Regions from separate parts of the Homo sapiens genome. Here all the other regions are linked to region 1. The links are chromatin contacts, found by Hi-C or POLR2A ChIA-PET in ENCODE. All regions are on one chromosome and are shown on one strand. The core of a region is the stretch at or near the end of the contact, and the rest is flanking DNA. Distances in the headings are between cores, read along the strand shown. Region 1 holds the start of BUB1B (BUB1 mitotic checkpoint serine/threonine kinase B). Region 2 holds the start of DISP2 (dispatched RND transporter family member 2). Region 3 holds the start of INAFM2 (InaF motif containing 2).

The links. Hi-C counts contacts between places; a loop is a spot of excess contacts on that map. ChIA-PET counts read pairs that join two places held with the same protein, here RNA polymerase II (POLR2A). Pooled maps may share reads with other maps.
Region 2: a loop to region 1 is called in a pooled map, with 7 times the contacts of the local background. The contact joins the promoter of DISP2 here to the promoter of BUB1B in region 1. A Hi-C loop is called at or near these places in 7 of 50 pooled maps. POLR2A ChIA-PET finds 5 or more read pairs at or near these places in 2 of 52 experiments (RWPE1 and activated CD4-positive, alpha-beta T cell).
Region 3: a map of CD8-positive, alpha-beta T cell shows a loop between it and region 1 (6-fold over the local background). The contact joins the promoter of INAFM2 here to the promoter of BUB1B in region 1. A Hi-C loop is called at or near these places in 4 of 168 maps with a recorded cell type or tissue (B cell, CD8-positive, alpha-beta T cell and naive thymus-derived CD4-positive, alpha-beta T cell), 1 of 37 single-sample maps with no recorded cell type and 10 of 50 pooled maps. POLR2A ChIA-PET finds 5 or more read pairs at or near these places in 1 of 52 experiments (activated CD4-positive, alpha-beta T cell).

What each region holds. Positions count from the first base shown.
Region 1 is chr15:40,159,796-40,162,333 of GRCh38, forward strand. It overlaps BUB1B (BUB1 mitotic checkpoint serine/threonine kinase B), which reads left to right and starts at 1,274. Exons shown (of 23, transcript NM_001211.6): 1 at 1,274-1,460. The coding sequence starts at 1,426. RefSeq lists enhancers at 1,408-1,507, 1,528-1,657, 1,665-2,429.
Region 2 is chr15:40,356,955-40,359,492 of GRCh38, forward strand. It overlaps DISP2 (dispatched RND transporter family member 2), which reads left to right and starts at 1,265. Exons shown (of 8, transcript NM_033510.3): 1 at 1,265-1,486. The coding sequence starts at 1,368. RefSeq lists a silencer at 1,186-1,445.
Region 3 is chr15:40,322,413-40,324,950 of GRCh38, forward strand. INAFM2 (InaF motif containing 2) reads left to right here and starts at 1,280. Exons shown (of 1, transcript NM_001301268.2): 1 at 1,280-2,538. The coding sequence starts at 1,644. The coding sequence ends at 2,105. It overlaps LOC112268152 (a long non-coding RNA gene), which reads right to left and starts at 1,231. Exons shown (of 3, transcript XR_002957721.2): 1 at 831-1,231. RefSeq lists silencers at 968-1,337, 1,668-1,747, 1,758-1,987.

The DNA of each region.
Region 1 (2,538 bases), core at 24-2,523:
ACAATAAGCCAACAACAAGAGTAGAGGCGAGAAATGGAGAGAGGCCCAGTCCACATGAGTCCTGGGTTAAGCTTTATCTGAAGTCTTTTATATATAAAAGACAGTAAATTCCCTTTTCTGAGTAGGCCGATTTAAGTTGGATTTCTACTTCTTTGGAATCAAGAGTCCTGATGATTCAGAGGAAAGAAGGACTTATATAACATGAACAAAGACAGAAAGCTGGGAACTAAGAACCAGAGGGTAGTGGACAGTATCCTCAGCATCTGCCTCTGGGAAGTGCCACCTCTCTGACCATCCCCACAGTCATAAAGGAGAACTCCCCTGTACCTGGGCTTTCTTAAATGACCCTGTTCCTTCCTCAAGGTGGCTAATGCCTGTAATCGCAGCTACTGCGGAGGCTGAGGTGGGAGGATCACTTGACCCCGGGAGTTGGAGGCTGGAATGCAGTAGCCCCATGATGGGGCTACTGCACTCCAGCCTGGGCAACAGAGCAAGAAGAAGACCCTGTCTCTAAAACAAAACCAACCAACCAAACAAACAAAAAGACTCTACTCCCCTGGTCACATCTGAGCTATCACAATTTCTTCCTCAGAAAATTGAAATTGCAACAAACAGTTTAATGTCAGTCAAGGCTAGTCCCCTGAAGGGGAAAAGAGGTAACACCTTGGGAACCATAGCATGGCTGTGTTTACTGCTTGTGGACTGAGCAGAAGAGAAAGCAAGACAGTATCATCACTTTATAGATGAGGAAAACTGATGGTCAGAAAGATTATGTAGCTTGCCTAAGGTTGCACATTTGGTATGATTTTACAGAACTAGAATCCAGCTTTTTGAATTCAAGGGTGGGGCAGGAAACAGCTAGGTCAGTGGCCTAAGAACTCCGGACGGGTGAGATTTGGGGCAGACAGCAGGGGTAGTCACCCTACAAGAGTCACGCCAAGTGCAAGCACTCAGAGACATCTCCCAACACTCAAAACAGCAAAGAAGTTCTGGTGCTTTAAGTGTTCCTCGCTCGGCTCAGAGACTCGGCTTCGAGCCGCGACTCAAGACAGCACCTGGGGGTATTTGTTTTGCCTAAGCCTGCTGCACTTCCACGGCCATTGAATCCCAAAAACTACAATTCCCATTATGCACCGCGAGTTCGCGGACTAAACAGGCATAAACTACAAGCCCCAGAATGCCTTGGGCGAGACGCGAGAGCACGGAGGAGCGGAGGGGCGTGGCCACGTCGACCGCGCGGGACCGTTAAATTTGAAACTTGGCGGCTAGGGGTGTGGGCTTGAGGTGGCCGGTTTGTTAGGGAGTCGTGTACGTGCCTTGGTCGCTTCTGTAGCTCCGAGGGCAGGTTGCGGAAGAAAGCCCAGGCGGTCTGTGGCCCAGAGGAAAGGCCTGCAGCAGGACGAGGACCTGAGCCAGGAATGCAGGATGGCGGCGGTGAAGAAGGAAGGGGGTGCTCTGAGGTAGGTACGGGAGAAAGCTGCTGGGGGCTGGGCCTGAGAGGACACGGCCTGGTAGGTAATAGAAGGCTCCGCTCGGAGCAGTCGAGGGGGAGATCGGCACCGTCAGAACAGACCCCACCGGAGCCTCCTTCCTTTTGGAGTAGAATGCCGGAGGTGGAGGTGAAAACGCAGTGGACTGAGGGCACGTGCGAATCCTGCCGCATCCAGCTTCAAAGCGAAGAAGGCTGCGGGACCCCAGCGGAACAAAGAGTTTGGAAGTTGCAATGTTGTCTGTTTGTAACTCAGCTCAGCCACCTGCTAGTTGTTTGACCTTGGGCAAATCGTTTGTATGGAAAATGCTGATGTTAATGCTGCCTTACGTGGTTCTGGGGGAATTCAAAGTATTTGTTAAGTAACTGCTTCCAAATAAGCGCTCAACAAATGGCAGGTGCTATGCCAATAGCACAGAGATCTGAAAGCCTTTAGCCAATATCATAGAGATCTAAATTATGCCAATAACATAGAGATCTAAAAGCCTTTTTCTGCATGTTTGCGGCTTTTCCTTGTATTAAAAAAACTATATTGCAGTTCTAGGTTGGAAATCTGTATGTGTTTTCACTGTGGTGCCCGCAATACCTAGATAAGTGCTATGTCATGGGCTCTTTCATTCATGTAACAAGTATTTTTTTGGCTAAGCTCTGAGTGCAGCAAATATACAGACACAAAAATCTCAACCCTCATGAAGCTTAAGTTCTGGCATGGGATGAAGGTGGGGGAGTCAGACAATAAAGACAAACTGTTAGGTGGAGATGTGGTCAGTACTAAAAAAAATAATAAAGCAACTGGGTGTAGTGAATATTGGGGGTGGGGATTGGTGCAATTTAACTTGAACACTGGAGTCTCACTGAGGAGATGTCACTTTGGTCAAGACTTGAAGGAATCTCAAAAGCTAGAGGTTCTATATCTGAGGAGAGTACAAAGGCTGAGGGTGAGAGCTAGGGGAGGAAGTTGCACCTGGCATGTCCAAGGCCATTGTCACTGGAGCAGAATTAACTAGAAGAGTAAAAGGATATTATGTAAAAATGGTGAAGATGCAGAT
Region 2 (2,538 bases), core at 15-2,514, 200 kb after region 1:
TTTTGCATACTGTCCCCTTCTCAACCACCTCATGGGCCTCACCATATCTTGCCTATTGGCAGCAATTTATGGGCTGGCCCTTTATCTCTCCAACCAAACTATAAGCTATTCAGGGCAGACCCAACACTTCTACACCTCTAGATTCTTCCACCCCATTTCTTATGACCTGTGTCTTACACGGACTGGCATTGGCACACATTTTAGGGATACCTATAGTCCAAGTGTTCCTGACTCTCTCCTCAGCCCCATGTCTTCAACCAAGGCCTCTCCCTGCACAAGTAACCAGGCCCTGAACAGCCTGCTTGCTGTAAAACCCTTTCTGCCTAGTCAAATCCCACATCCAGGATCCTCTCCACTCCCAGCCCCCCAGGCTTCTCACACTGCCAATATCTATTCTAGTTCTAGACCCCTTAGCCAGGCCTGTCCACAGTCCATCATACCCAAATGTGCTCTACTCACAGCTACTCCCTGGTGGGGGAGGTGGCACTGGAGTCAGTGGCTATTGGGCACCTCCCAGTGCCCTGGAGTCAGTGGCTATTGGGCACCTCCCAGGCTGAGGTGGGGTGGGGGGGCAGCGGTGACTATAAAAAAGGATCTGGGATCACTCAATATACCCTTATAACAAACCTGCACATGTGCCCCTGAATCAAAAATTAACCTTAGCTTACTGTGATTTGTTTGCTTTATAAACCTTTTAAATTTTAAAAAAGAAAGAGAAGGAGCTGGGGATGATCTGAGCGCCTCTCTTCTTCCCCCACCTCCTTCACCAGACTGCGCACTTGAGTAACGGAGTCAGGGCTCCGCATCTAAGGGGTGCACACCCAGGTCCAAGTCGAAGTCCAGAAGGATGGGAAGAAAGACCCAACCTGATGCCTCGCCCCACTGGGGAGGGGAGGAGGGCGCTGAGCGAGCCGGGAACCTCGCAGGCCTGAAGCCGCCCGCCTCGACCCGGGGCGTCCAGCGTGGTGAAGTGCGGGCGTGGAGCTCGCCCTCTATCCGGCTGGAAGGGTCTGCGTTTTGATTTGTGAGGATCTCTGCATGTGTCGCGCTCTCTGGTTCCTTACGGGAAGGCCGAGGCCGCTAGGAAGGGTTGCACGGCCGGACTCCTAACAGCGGCTCTCTGGCCTGGCGGGAGCAGAGGGGCGCTCACATCCGCAGCCCCGGGATCTTAGAGACAGAGCGCTCCGCTCCGGCAGCGGCGCCGCGCCCATTGGCTGGGCTCCTCCTCGCCCCGCCCAGCGACCGGCCCGCTCAGAGCCTACGCATGCGCACGAGCACCCCGCCGCCGCTGCCGCCGCCACCGCCGCCGCCGCCGCCGCCGCCGCGGCTTCAGCACCAGCGCCCGGACAGCGGTGCCGCCCACGGGCATGGACGGTGACAGCAGCAGCAGCAGCGGCGGCAGCGGTCCGGCTCCCGGCCCGGGTCCGGAAGGGGAGCAACGGCCCGAGGGGGAGCCCTTGGCCCCAGACGGCGGCTCCCCGGACAGGTAGGGCGGACAGCTCCGCAGATCCGTATCACAGACCCTCCCAGACCCTCCCCGCCCCAGGTATCCCCAGTAGCCGCCATATGTTGCCCCATTCATTCCCCAGACCCTCCCGGAGCCCCTTCCCGGGGTCGCCAAGCTCCAGGCCCCCCTCGCCACGCCCTCATCCTGCCGGGTCAATTTCCTCGCTCCCTGACACCCCCTAGTGTCAGCCCCCATCGCCCTCCCCGCTTAGGGAACCTGCCCCACCCACGGCTCCTACCCCTCCTCTCAGGCCAGGACTCCCTGGCTCCTCCGGCCCCTCCTTCTAGGCCCTGCCCCTGCGTCTTCTCCGGAAGCCCCAAGCCCGCAGTAACCTCAGTCCGGGTTTCAGCGTGCCAGTGTGCATGAAGGTGTGCGTGAATCGCGGATGGGAGGCTCGCCAAGGCGGGTGTCCTGGGGAAGGCAGACATTCGGCAGGCACGTCAGGGACTGTCTTTGTCACCATCAGTCGCTTGCCTGCCCTGCATGACCCCCAGCTGTGCACGTGTGGGTTCCAGTCCCTGCATGTGGCAGCCACACTGGCTGGAGCCGCTAAGATGGGAAGGATTTGGTGCTCAGGCTGCTGGCCTGTACCACCCCTGGAGGAGCCCCATACTGGTGGGACAGGAGGGACACCTTCCTGCTGAGGGCCCAGATCTCAGCACCTCTCTTCTCCCTTCCTCCACCATATGTGTGAGGGAACAGCCCAGCTAGGTAGCAATATGGCGCAATTTCTGTGCCCTGCCTGGCTCTGCCGCCCCCAGAATCCCTCCTCTGACATGACACTGCCTCTTTCCTGCCTGGACTGAAATAAAAGGCATTCCTTGATAGCAATAGCAGAAGTGGACACATCGTCTCCAGAATACCCCAGTTAAAATGTACATTCTGTACCCCAGAGGGGGAGAAAGCCCCACAAGTAGAGAGAAATGCTTTCTTCCCTTTATTGTTAACACATTAGCCTGGATAGATTTAGCCACTCTTCAGTCTGAAAGTCACAAAGCCTTCAAGAAGGTGAGACACAGGATGGGTGTATT
Region 3 (2,538 bases), core at 30-2,529, 160 kb after region 1:
CAGAACCACAGTTCTGTTCCCCAACACACGCCCAGACAAGTCTCCCTCACTCATTCAGACACCCAGGCAGTCCATATGCCCAGTTCTGGGAACACAGGAAGTAGCATCCAAGGAGGAGGGAACCAGAATTCTGGAAAGCCTTATAGAGAGGGAATGGGGAGGAGAGAAGGCAGGGAGAGCAGAGAGCGGAAGGAGGGGGAGGGCACAAGTAAAGCCGCAAGGGAGAGTCTGAGCATGAAGGGTTGTTAGCACCTAGGGGGTCCAAAGACCAGGCACAGAGCCCACTGCCTGGCGCCTGGCCTGGAGCCAAAGAAGACAAACCTCACATGGGAAAGTGGGGAGGGGACAACCGCCCAAGCCTTGAGGTCTGGAGGGGATCTGAGAGTGAAAACGCTCTAGGAGTCCTGAGAGTTAAACTCCTCAGGTTCAGTGCAGCTCCTTGGGTCCAAATCCAGGCCAAAACCAGGAATTGGAAGACCCAAAAAGCGGGACCAGCGACCTGCGGCGAACTTTGGGACTAAGGTGGCAAGCGAGTCTGGAGAACAGCTCAGTCCGTGGCTCTGTCCCGGAGGCTCAGGGTTGGCGGGGTGAGGCGGGCTGGGGTACGCAATTGCGACGACTTCAGTAGAGCTCCGAAGCCCAGCCTGGACTGGGTGGAAGGAACACAACCAGCTGCGGCCCCAGTGAGCGCTCCAGGTGCCAGAACCGCCTACCCCTGGCGTCAACCAGGTTCTTTAGCTGTGAATGGGCCTGGGAGACCCACCCAGGGGGTACGCGGTGCGGGGAGCAAGCTGAGAGCTGGAACGTGGTATCTTCCCTATCCCTCTTACCGTCCCCTCCCAGAGGATAAACCTAGGCCTGGAGTCCGAAGCCCAGGCTGCTATTCCACCTGTCACTTCGGAGCCTCGGGGCGGAGCGGGGAGGCGCCAGAGTTGACAGCTCGCGCTCCGACCGCCCCCTTCTAGCTCCGCACTCCGCCTCGCACAACGCCGTTCCCCCTTTTAAAGAAGTGCCCGGGGCTCCACTCTACGCCGCGCCAGCCCACCAGGGGTCGCGGTGACGTCGCCCGTTTAAGAGCCAGCCTCCCTTAACTCTCTCTTAACGGGGCGTCCCGGCGGGGCTCGCGGCTCCCGGCAGCCGCCGCCTCCCCTCGCGGCACTTCCGGACCCCGGCGTCGCCCTTTTAAGGGGCAGCCCCCAGCAGCGCTCTCCCCGCCCCCTGTTGCCGGCGCGCGAGGCGGGGGAGCCGGGCTGGAGCGGAGCGCGCGGTCCGCGCGGCCACTGGAGACCAGGCGGCCGGCGGCCGGGCAGGCGGCGGCGGAGCGCGCGGCGGCGTGGCGGCGGATGGGGACGCGGAGCCGGGCGGCTGTGGCGGCTGTGGCGGCTGTGGCTGTGGCGGCGGCGGGGAAGCAGCTGACGGGCCGGCGGCGGCGGCGGCGCTGGCGGCGGTGACTGGTCCAGGCCCCGGCGGCGGCTGCAGCAACGCGGTGGCGGGCTGCGGGCGGGCGGCGTGAGGAGCGGCGGCGGAGCGCGGGGCCGCCGGGAACCGAGGGCGCCGGGCCGCCCCCTGCCCAGTCCTTGCAGGCCGCCAGGCCCCCTCCAGCCGGGGCCGTGGAGCACCGGGGCAAAGGCCGGGGCCCCCCCATGAAGGAGCGCGACGCGGCCCCGGCCGAGCGGGGCAAGCCGGCCACCTACACCGGGGACAAGAAGGCGAAGATGGCGGCCAAGACCAACAAGAAGTGGGTCCGGCTCGCCACCGTGTTCGCCTACGTGCTCTCCGTGTCGCTGGCCGCCATCGTGCTCGCCGTCTACTACAGCCTCATCTGGCAGCCGGTGGGCGCCGGGACCTCGGGGGGAGCCGCTGGCCCGCCCCCCGGCGGCTCCAACGCCACTGGCCCGTCTGGGACTTCGGGGGCGGCGGCGGCGGGGCCCAACACCACTGGGTCGTCCCGCCGCGAGGCGCCGCGCGACGTTCCCCCACTGCAGGCGGCGCGACCGGCGCCTCCGGAGCCCCCTGCGGACAGCCCCCCGGCCGGGCCGCTCGAGCGGCCTCGGGGGCCGGACGAGGACGAAGAGGAAACGGCGGCGGCGCCCGGGAGTCGTTGAAGCCCTCCGCGCTGGGGGCCGCCGGGAACCATTCTCCCCAAGCCCAGAGGCAGGACTTCGCAGCAGGATGGGGTGGAGAGCCCGCGGGAGTGACCCCCACGAGAGTGAACGCCCCTCACACTCCCACCATCGCCGGCTGGCCCCGGAGCGGGAGGCCCGCAGCCAGATCTTCAGCCAAGGGACCACGATTCGCCGGGGGGCTGGGGGTTTGCTGCCCAGGACCGTGCTGCACCAGGGCCCTGAGCCGTAGGGGGATGGGGGGAGGGGTGGGGAGATCCCGGCACCAAACCCTTCTGCGCCGCTCGCTCTGGTGTATCCTACATGCAGGGGTGACTGGGGCTTTCCCCCAAGACTCAGGGGAAGGATGGAGCTGTAGGGGCTCTTTTTAAGTAAGCTGAAGCTCTCGAAAGGAGGAGGGCACCAAAAGTAGTGG